3 separate regions of the Homo sapiens genome follow, and all the other regions are linked to region 2. Evidence: chromatin contacts called from ENCODE Hi-C or POLR2A ChIA-PET data. All regions are on one chromosome and are shown on one strand. Each heading gives the region's core, a stretch centred on a gene start or an enhancer-like site at or near the end of the contact. The rest is flanking DNA. Distances are from core to core; before and after follow the strand shown. Region 1 has its middle 63 kb from the start of TRAPPC11. Region 2 holds the start of STOX2 (storkhead box 2). Region 3 has its middle 150 kb from the start of ENPP6.

Region 1 (2,700 bases), core at 201-2,700, 180 kb before region 2:
TCCAAGGTTAGGGTGAGGGCTTTCCCGTGGTGTTGGCAGCAGCTGGCGCCTGCGCCCTCCGTGCAGGAGAGCAGCTCCCTCCAGCGGCTTCCCTCGCGCTTTGTGCCTTGCCCACCGCTCAGACGCTCTGCTCTGAAAAGTAAAGTTCACAAGGTATCTTCAGCTGCAAGGATAAAATCAAGAAGACAACTTCAAACACAACCTTTATCAACTTAAAATCAATATTAATGTACGAATGGTCCGAATGGTCACCTTGGGAAATCAGTGAAAGGGCCTGACATGGAGAAGAGATTAAATTATGTTTAATAAATGTTCATTTTATGTTCATTCTTTGAAAACGGGCACTCATTGAGTGACAGATCTTTTACCACACACAAACACTAACAGATACGCGTAACTGCGCCCTGCGACATTTTATTTTCCGGCTGCTCCCCCTCCGCTGTCAGGTGGGCAGTGTCCACGGTGCTTAGGGGAACAGGAGGGGTTCCGGTGCTGCTTCCCTTCCGTGCACAGAAAATCCACCCAGGCTGGCGCGGCGGCTCACGCCTGTAATCCCAGCACTTTGAGTGGCTGAGGGGGGCGGTTCACTTGAGGTCATGAGTTCGAGACCAGACTGGCCAACACGGTGAAACCGTCTCTACTAAAAATAAAAACCGTCTCTGCTAAAAAAATTAGCCAGGCTAGGTGGCGCGCCTGTAATCCCAGCACTCTGAGAGGACAAGGCGGGTGGGTCACCTGAGGTCAGGAGTTCCAGACCAGCCTGGCCAACAAGGTGAAACCGCATCTCTACTAAAAATACAAAAATTAGGCCGGGCGCGGTGGCTCACGCCTGTAATCCCAGCACTTTGGGAGGCCGAGGCGGGCGGATCACGAGGTCATAAGATCAAACCATCCTGGCTAACACGGTGAAACCCCGTCTCTACTAAAAATACAAAAAAATTAGCCGGGCGTGGTGCGGGCGCCTGTAGTCCCAGCTACTCGGGAGGCTGAGGCAGGAGAATGGCGTGAACCCGGGAGGCGGAGCTTGCAGTGAGCCGAGATCCCGCCACTGCACTCCAGCCTGGGGGAAAGAGCCAGACTCCGTCTCAAAAAAAAAAAATAAAAAATAAAAAATTAAATTAGCCTGGCGTGGTGGCAGACATCTGTAATCCCAGCTACTGGGGAGGCTGAGGTGCGAGAATCATTTGAACCCGGGAGGCGGAGGTTGCAGTGAGCCGAGATCGCGCCACTGCACTTCAACCTGGGCGACAGAGGGAGACCTCATCTCAAAAAAAAAAAAAAAAAACAAAAGAGGAAACAAACAAACAAAAAACCTACACCAGCCCAGCCTCTCTAGCGAGGCTCACCCGCCCGCCCGGCCCCCGCACCCGGTCTCGGCTTCTCTGGCCAGGCCGCGGGGCCGTTCGGCGCGGGGCGGGGCGTCGGGGAGTTTCCGCAGCGGTTAGACCGGCCAGGGGACCTCGGGACAATGAGCCTTTCTGTTTTAAAGCCGGAACCCAGCCGGGCCGCGCCGCGAGGAGGCTCCCCTGAGGCTGGCAGGAGAGACCTGCAGAAACTCGTGCGCGCCGAGCGAGGCGGGCGCCCTGGGGCTGGGGCACGCGGCCGGCGGGGGCCGCCAGGGAGCGGCCGTGGCGGGACCAGGACTACGGTGCGCCCCGCCGCCGCCAGCACCCGCCTTGGGAAGCCCGTCCGACGCGTACGCTGCAGGGGCCTTCAATAGGGGCTGTCGCCACCTGCACCCGCGCCGCTGCGGTTCGCAGGAAACTCCTGTGGCTTTTCGGAAGCACAATGCAGAACGCCCGGTGAGGGTTTGCAAAGCCGCCCTGGGAGATGCCGCAGTGTGAAACCTTTACGGTTGCACCTGGCCTCTCTGCTGCATCTGGCCTGTCTGCTGCACCTGGCCTCTCTGCCCCACCTGGCCTCTCTGCCCCACCTGGCCTCTCTGCTGCATCTGGCCTCTGCTGCGCCTGGCCTGTCTGCTGCATCTGGCGCCTGTTGCACCTGGCCTCTTGGCTGCAACTGGCCTCTCAGCTGCGCCTCTTTGTTGCCTCTGCAAACTCGGGTGCCCTGGAGCTTCCTACCCAGAAGTGAGTGCCGTGCACACTGCAGGTGCGAGGTGCCCCTCCTTCTGTCTGTTCTGTTTGGTTTGGCAGATGACAGCACTCTCAGTGGGGCCTGAAACCTTGACAGTCATGGCTTTCTTTGTAAGGACTCTCTTCCTTCATTAAATCGCTTGTATTTGGATTACAGAGATCTGTCATAAAGAGATTCAGTACTTAATAATAACGTGGGGAAAGGATCACCAGGTACTGTTAAGAAAAAAGCAAGGACAGAACAGTGAATACGGTAATGATCTTGTTTCGTAATACAAAACAAAACAGACACTATGCAAATACAAACCCAAAGGAAAATGATCATGCATAAAAATACTGTTTTTGGGCCGGGGGCTGTGGCCCATGCCTATAATCCCAGCACTTTGGGAGGCCAAGGCAGGAGGATCACTTGAGTCCAGGAGTTCAAGATCAGCCTCGGCAACAAAGCGTGACTTCGTCTCTACAAAAATTAAAAAGAAATTAGCCAGGCGCTGGTGTGGGCCTGTAGTCTCGGCTACTTGAAAGGCTGAGGTATGAGGATTGCTGGAGCCCAGGAGGTCAAGGCTGCATTGAGCTATGATTGTGCCACTGCACTCTAGGCTGGGCG
Region 2 (2,700 bases), core at 189-2,688:
AGGTTTTGGGATGATTTGAGTGCATTACATTTACTGTGCACTTTATTTCTTTTATTATTACATTGTAATATATAATGAAATAAATATACACTCACCATAATGTGGAATCAGTGGGAGCCCTGAGCTTGTTTTCCTGCAACTAGAGAGTCCCATCTGGAGGTGATGGGAGACAGTGATAGATCATCAGGCATTAGATTCTCATAAGGAGCACGCAACCCAGATCCCTCCAAGCATGGTTCACAATAGGGTTCGTGCTCCTGTGAGAATCTAATGCAGCCACTGATCTGACAGGAGGCTGAACTCAGGAGGTAATGCCAGTAAGCAATGGAGAGCTGTTGTAAATACAGATGAAGCTTCACCACCCACCTCCTGCTGTGCTGCCTGGTTGCTAATGGGCCGAGGACTAGAAGCTGCACGGGGTCCGTAAATATCTGTGGGGTAGGTAAATATCCAAGCAGTCCATGGCCTGGGAATTGGGGATCCCTGCTTTATACAGCTAGCTTTCTATAACTTCTAAAGCTGTAATCTTTCTGTTCTTAGCAGTTCTCTTACAGGAAAGAAGACATTGAACTAAAAGTGCCTTCTATAACTTCTAAAGCTGTAATCTTTCTGTTCTTAGCAGTTCTCTTACAGGAAAGAAGACATTGAACTAGAAGTGCCTTTCCCAATTAAAAATAAAAACCACAGAACATTAGTGAATTGGTTGACAGTAATACATTTTGATTATGTAAATATAAATTCCATAGGCTACTTAGTGATTATTTATTTATTTACCCTGGGTATCCCAAGAGGTAGTACAGTGGCCACAGGTTATAGAGGGCGGTCTTGAGATCTGAATGAGGAGAGCTCTAATTCTAGATTTTATAATGCCTGTGGCTTAACGCCATCCTGCTCTGCCTGGTTCTTCAAGATAGTTGCTACCCCCCTCAAATAATTCAAGCCTTGGAATAGCACAGATTGTGTTAGAACTTCCTGAATCCTAACCAGCTAGAATCCACTGGCTTGTTTTTGCGATATCAGCCTGTTAGAAGCATATCCCTATAAAGATTTAATATCCCTGTCTCTGCATCTTGGCACCTGTGAATATGAAACAACAGCATAAATATGATTTTGAACGTTGCATTGTCACAGATGAAAAAATGCACCAACATGTCAAATGCAGCGCTGAAAAAGGAAATCGGGCTTATTTTTGTCGTTGTTTACTGTACCAAAGCATTTTTGAAAACCCAAATCGAGGAGATAACCGTTTTTGAATGAACGGCAGTGCAAAGCGTGGTCGGGGTTAGCAGCAACGTGGCTGGGCGCCTTTAACTCGGCGTGACCTCCGGGTCCCAGGCCCGCGTCCCGGGCCCAGCGCCCAGGCCCGGGCGGCGCATTGGCCCCTCCTCCCCTCGCGCGCCGCGCGCATTGTTGTCCTTTAGCGATTGGTTGTTGGACCAGAAACAGCTGTGCAGAGCCGTGCCATCTAAAGAGCTGTGGACCTGAATGCAGCGTAGCGGGCTGGCGGTGACTTACACCGGGACTCCAGAGGGAGAGAGGAAGCGCTGCAGGCCACTTGCATTGCGTCTTCCAGGCTGCGTGGACCCGGCGCCCCGGCGTGTGCGGTTGTGGGGGAGCTCGCCGTGGCCTCCCCTCCCTCTGGCTTTAGCTTCCTTTGGGGTTGGCGCAGGTGGGCCAGGCAGCGCACCGCAGATCTCCCCGTTCCCACGAAGGCTGGCTCGCTGTCTCTCTCCGAGCGGGAGGGACCATCCTAAAAATATGTAAATATCCAAGCGCTGGCTCCAGGCTGGGGCAGCTGCCAAGGTCCCCGCGCCGCCGCCGGGTGTTTTACATGAAAATGAGAAGCCTGATGGGAACCGCGTTCTAACTTAAGGCAGCCTGGTGATTAGCATGAGACTGGGCGGCTGTCCTGCTTCCTGCCCTTCAATAGCCGTTCCGCGCGCTCGCGCCGGAGCAGCGCTGCCGCCGCGCGGGGGTCGATCGCAGGCTCGGCGTCCTTGGCAGCCATGGCTCCGGCGCCGCCTCGGCCAGTAAGTAGGAGCATGCATGTGTAGGGGGCACATGCGTGTCGGCGCACCCACCCAGCCATCCACCCGCGCGCACGCACAGCGCCCGGAGCCTCGGCAAGGGGAAGATTGACGAGGCGCTGCAGTCGCGGGGACGACGCGGGCTCTTCCTGGATTCCGCAGGAGCCCGCCCGCCGCAGCTGCTGTCTGCAGAGCCTGCTCGGATCCTGTGCACACGCGCCCCCCGCTCGAGCCTCTGTGATGAAGACTGTCTCCCGGGGACTGCAGCGGAGGCAGAGCCAGCCAGCGCCGGGGACTGCGGGCCGTGCGGCTGATAGGCCCGCGGGGACACGACTCGGACACTGTCATCCCCACGCCTCGCGCTGAGCTGCCCGGCGCGGAGGGTCTGCCGCCGCCCCTCCGGCCTCCCGCACGCCCGATCCCGGGTCAGCCCCGGAGGCCTCGGCTGCCTCATTTGTTTGGGTCTTTTGTGCCGTGGCTCCCAGTTGGCCAAGCACTCCTGCGCTGAATCGGGCCATTGTCTGCGCTCCCATTGCCTTCACGCTGCAAGTCTCGGCGCCCCCACCCCGCCCGCCCCCTCCCCGCCTCCTCCCGGCCGGGGAGCCTCCTAACGTGCCTTTCCCCCCAGGAATCTGGAAGCTATAAGCCGGGCGGATTGCAAATGAAGTGTAAT
Region 3 (2,700 bases), core at 98-2,597, 160 kb after region 2:
ACAAAACCTGTAGTCACAGAGACATTTGGAGCAGACGAAGGCTTGCATCTCGACCTCCATGCCTAGTTTTCTACTTGCCACTGACGGCAAGGAAACGACGGCCAAATCACAACCTCCTTATGTTTGGGTACTTTGCAGTCACTGCTTATAATAGAGTTCAGTCTCTTAAGAAAGTGTGAAATGAACATTGTCTTGAGTTTCTGCGAACGTCTCTGGTCCACTGGTGATCAATTTGTCCAAGTTTGCCTGGCTTTAGCACCAAAAATCTCACCTCTTGGGAACCCCAGTCCCAGGAAACCCTGGCAGTTGGTCACCTTGCCTCCCAGTCATCTGCTCTGAGAATCTTCATTTTAACAACTTGACTCATTAGTAATCTGGATTCCTTGTAATCTGAAAGTATTAAATTAGTCGAGAGTGTGTTTCTTTCCCTGCTCTTGCGAAGGCAGTCTAATGAGGATATGAGCTCTAGGCATCAGCTCCCCTGGAAAAAGGCGTAACATACCAAGGGTGACATACTTTTCAGGAACCCTAGGTGAAACCTTGAAGGCTACTGCTAACATGTATGGATGCAGTAACACCTTTTTCCAGAATGCAGAAAAGCTAAGACTTGGGACCAGAGAAATTATGGTAGAAAAATTGGAAAGCTCCTGACTTGTAGCTGAGTTGGGAAATGCTTGCAGAGGAATTCCTGGGAGAAACCGAATGATGTAAGGGTCCCCCATACCTGGAATTGATGTTCAGAAAAGGAAGAAACTCCACCAGATGGGGAGTGGGAAAGGTTGTATGTTCCAGTTTTTAGCTGAGTCTTATTTGGGATTATCACCATTTCTGTGACTTTTGAACAGCTTTGACCTCCAGGACAGACCAAATGGACCCCTCTGATTTTCTCAGAATTGTAGTATTTATTTATGTCTATATCATATCTGCAGACATGTATTATGCAGGTTTCCTCTGCTGTGTTTCCTCAGCTGCAGTTTCATAATTTATTCTGCCAGGCTCAGCATGTCCTTGACATACCAAACCATTAACTGAAAATCAGAAAAGTTCTGTGAGGTCGCTAAATTCTTTCTTCTGATGATCAGCCTGCACACTAGCTGAAAATAAAGCCACTGGGCTGGCAGACAAAAAATAATTGGCCTAAATGGTCACAGAAAAGTCTAAACAGAAGATTTTCTTTCCCTCTTCACTTGCAATGATTTATTTTCGCGGTTTTATGAGACTTTAATGAGGAAACCTTATCTGTACGCCTGGTAATTATCAACCAAATTTCCATTTCCTGCCAGAAAATCCACAATAAGCAGAACAAAAACGGTGGAATCGGGAGACTGTTTGGCCTCTGACCTGTATGGCTGGGGAGTAACTCATTGCCACACAGAGCATGTGACTAGCAAGCATGTCTGTGACTTCTCTTGTACACTTTTGCTTAAACTAAATTGCCACATTCAATTTAGTATAACTCAGTACACGTAGACTCAGACGCCATGAAGCATCCCGGACACTGTCCCATGAGGTGGCATTTGGGCAAGAGAAAGTACAACTTCCCTCTTCATAATTTAATATAATTTCTAGTCTCATCCAGTTCCTTCTGTTGGGTGAATGAGGTCATACCTGACATGAGGGTCTGACAAGAGGCCATGAACTTTGCATCTTGGAAAGTTGGGTTTTTCAACATAGATTGCAGCTCTTGCCTATGAGTGATGATGCTACAATTGGGGTCACTGAGGAAAGCTGCTGTGGGCACTGACTCCAGACTTAGCGGTGTGGATGTCCCAGCATCCTGAGATTCAGGTGGAGAGCTTGTCGATGCCATGGCACCGGTCTCTGGGACCTCTAGAACAGAAGGTACAAGAGGGGAGCTCAAATGAGCACGCCAGACAGATGGAGGCTGTGGGAGTTGAGAGTCTTTGTAGAATTGCAGGGTACTGCAGCACCCACAGCAGCCAGGAAGTCAGAACGCGTCTGAATCTTCTGTTCTAGTTTAGTTAACAAGGTGAGAATCCTTTTTTTTTTTTACACTTTTCTCTAGGTGTAAAATTTGTCATGCTCTGAAATAACCTACAAATTTATCTCTGCCTGTTCTGTCATTGAAAGAACTTTGCTCATGCTTTAATTGTGTCTTTATTGGCATTTGGGGGCCAGTGATGAAAAAAAACCTGAATAATAATGTAATGACTTATTTTAAATTAAAGAAATACTTCCCAAAAATATTTCTCAAGTCACCGCAGGTAACACTGGGTAGGTTTGTACCAGGTGCAAGTTCTACTCCAGGAGAAAATGAAATGGCCCAAATTTGCTCTTGCCCCCTCTACAGCAAGGAGTATGAATTCCTTCACTCTGTCTCTGCGTCCATCCCCATCCTGCCCTTCCCCATGGGACATGGGTAGGAGTGAGACGCCGGGAGCTAGAGGCTACTATACAGCATGCAGTGGCCACAAGCTTTGGGCATTGCTTGGTTTTTATTATCTTTTCAGTTATTAATCAATGTATGTCCTTTGACTCCTTCTCTATATTGCAGGAGTGTTTATATTTGGCAGGCTTCCTGGACTAGTGAATGAGCTGGGCCAGGGCTGTCTGCTCTTCGTCTTTCTTGAGGGGCCATTACCATTAAGTCACCTGCTATGACGGCAGTGTAGAAGGGGCTCTTGGCACACCAATATCCTCCAGAAGGAGCACGCTCCAAGATCAAGGCGTTCTATCAGT

The links. Hi-C counts contacts between places; a loop is a spot of excess contacts on that map. ChIA-PET counts read pairs that join two places held with the same protein, here RNA polymerase II (POLR2A). Pooled maps may share reads with other maps.
Region 1: a loop to region 2 is called in a map of endothelial cell of umbilical vein, with 4 times the contacts of the local background. The contact joins the enhancer-like site here to the promoter of STOX2 in region 2. A Hi-C loop is called at or near these places in 1 of 168 maps with a recorded cell type or tissue (endothelial cell of umbilical vein) and 4 of 50 pooled maps. POLR2A ChIA-PET finds 5 or more read pairs at or near these places in 1 of 52 experiments (H1).
Region 3: a loop to region 2 is called in a map with no recorded cell type, with 2.0 times the contacts of the local background. The contact joins the enhancer-like site here to the promoter of STOX2 in region 2. A Hi-C loop is called at or near these places in 1 of 37 single-sample maps with no recorded cell type. POLR2A ChIA-PET finds 5 or more read pairs at or near these places in 3 of 52 experiments (HEK293T, OCI-LY7 and PC-9).

Annotation. Positions count from the first base shown.
Region 1 is chr4:183,721,426-183,724,125 of GRCh38, forward strand. No RefSeq gene overlaps it. Among named protein-coding and RNA genes, the nearest start is that of TRAPPC11, 63 kb to the left of the region's middle. RefSeq lists a silencer at 1,277-1,806 and enhancers at 1,758-2,519, 1,917-1,966. Within about 2 kb of position 1,451, at least 20 of the 41 ENCODE cell types and tissues checked have a DNase peak (open chromatin) inside an H3K27ac peak, as active enhancers do.
Region 2 is chr4:183,903,869-183,906,568 of GRCh38, forward strand. It overlaps STOX2 (storkhead box 2), which reads left to right and starts at 1,439. Exons shown (of 4, transcript NM_020225.3): 1 at 1,439-2,700. RefSeq lists enhancers at 982-1,691, 1,692-2,399.
Region 3 is chr4:184,065,789-184,068,488 of GRCh38, forward strand. No RefSeq gene overlaps it. Among named protein-coding and RNA genes, the nearest start is that of ENPP6, 150 kb to the right of the region's middle. Within about 2 kb of position 1,348, at least 3 of the 41 ENCODE cell types and tissues checked have a DNase peak (open chromatin) inside an H3K27ac peak, as active enhancers do.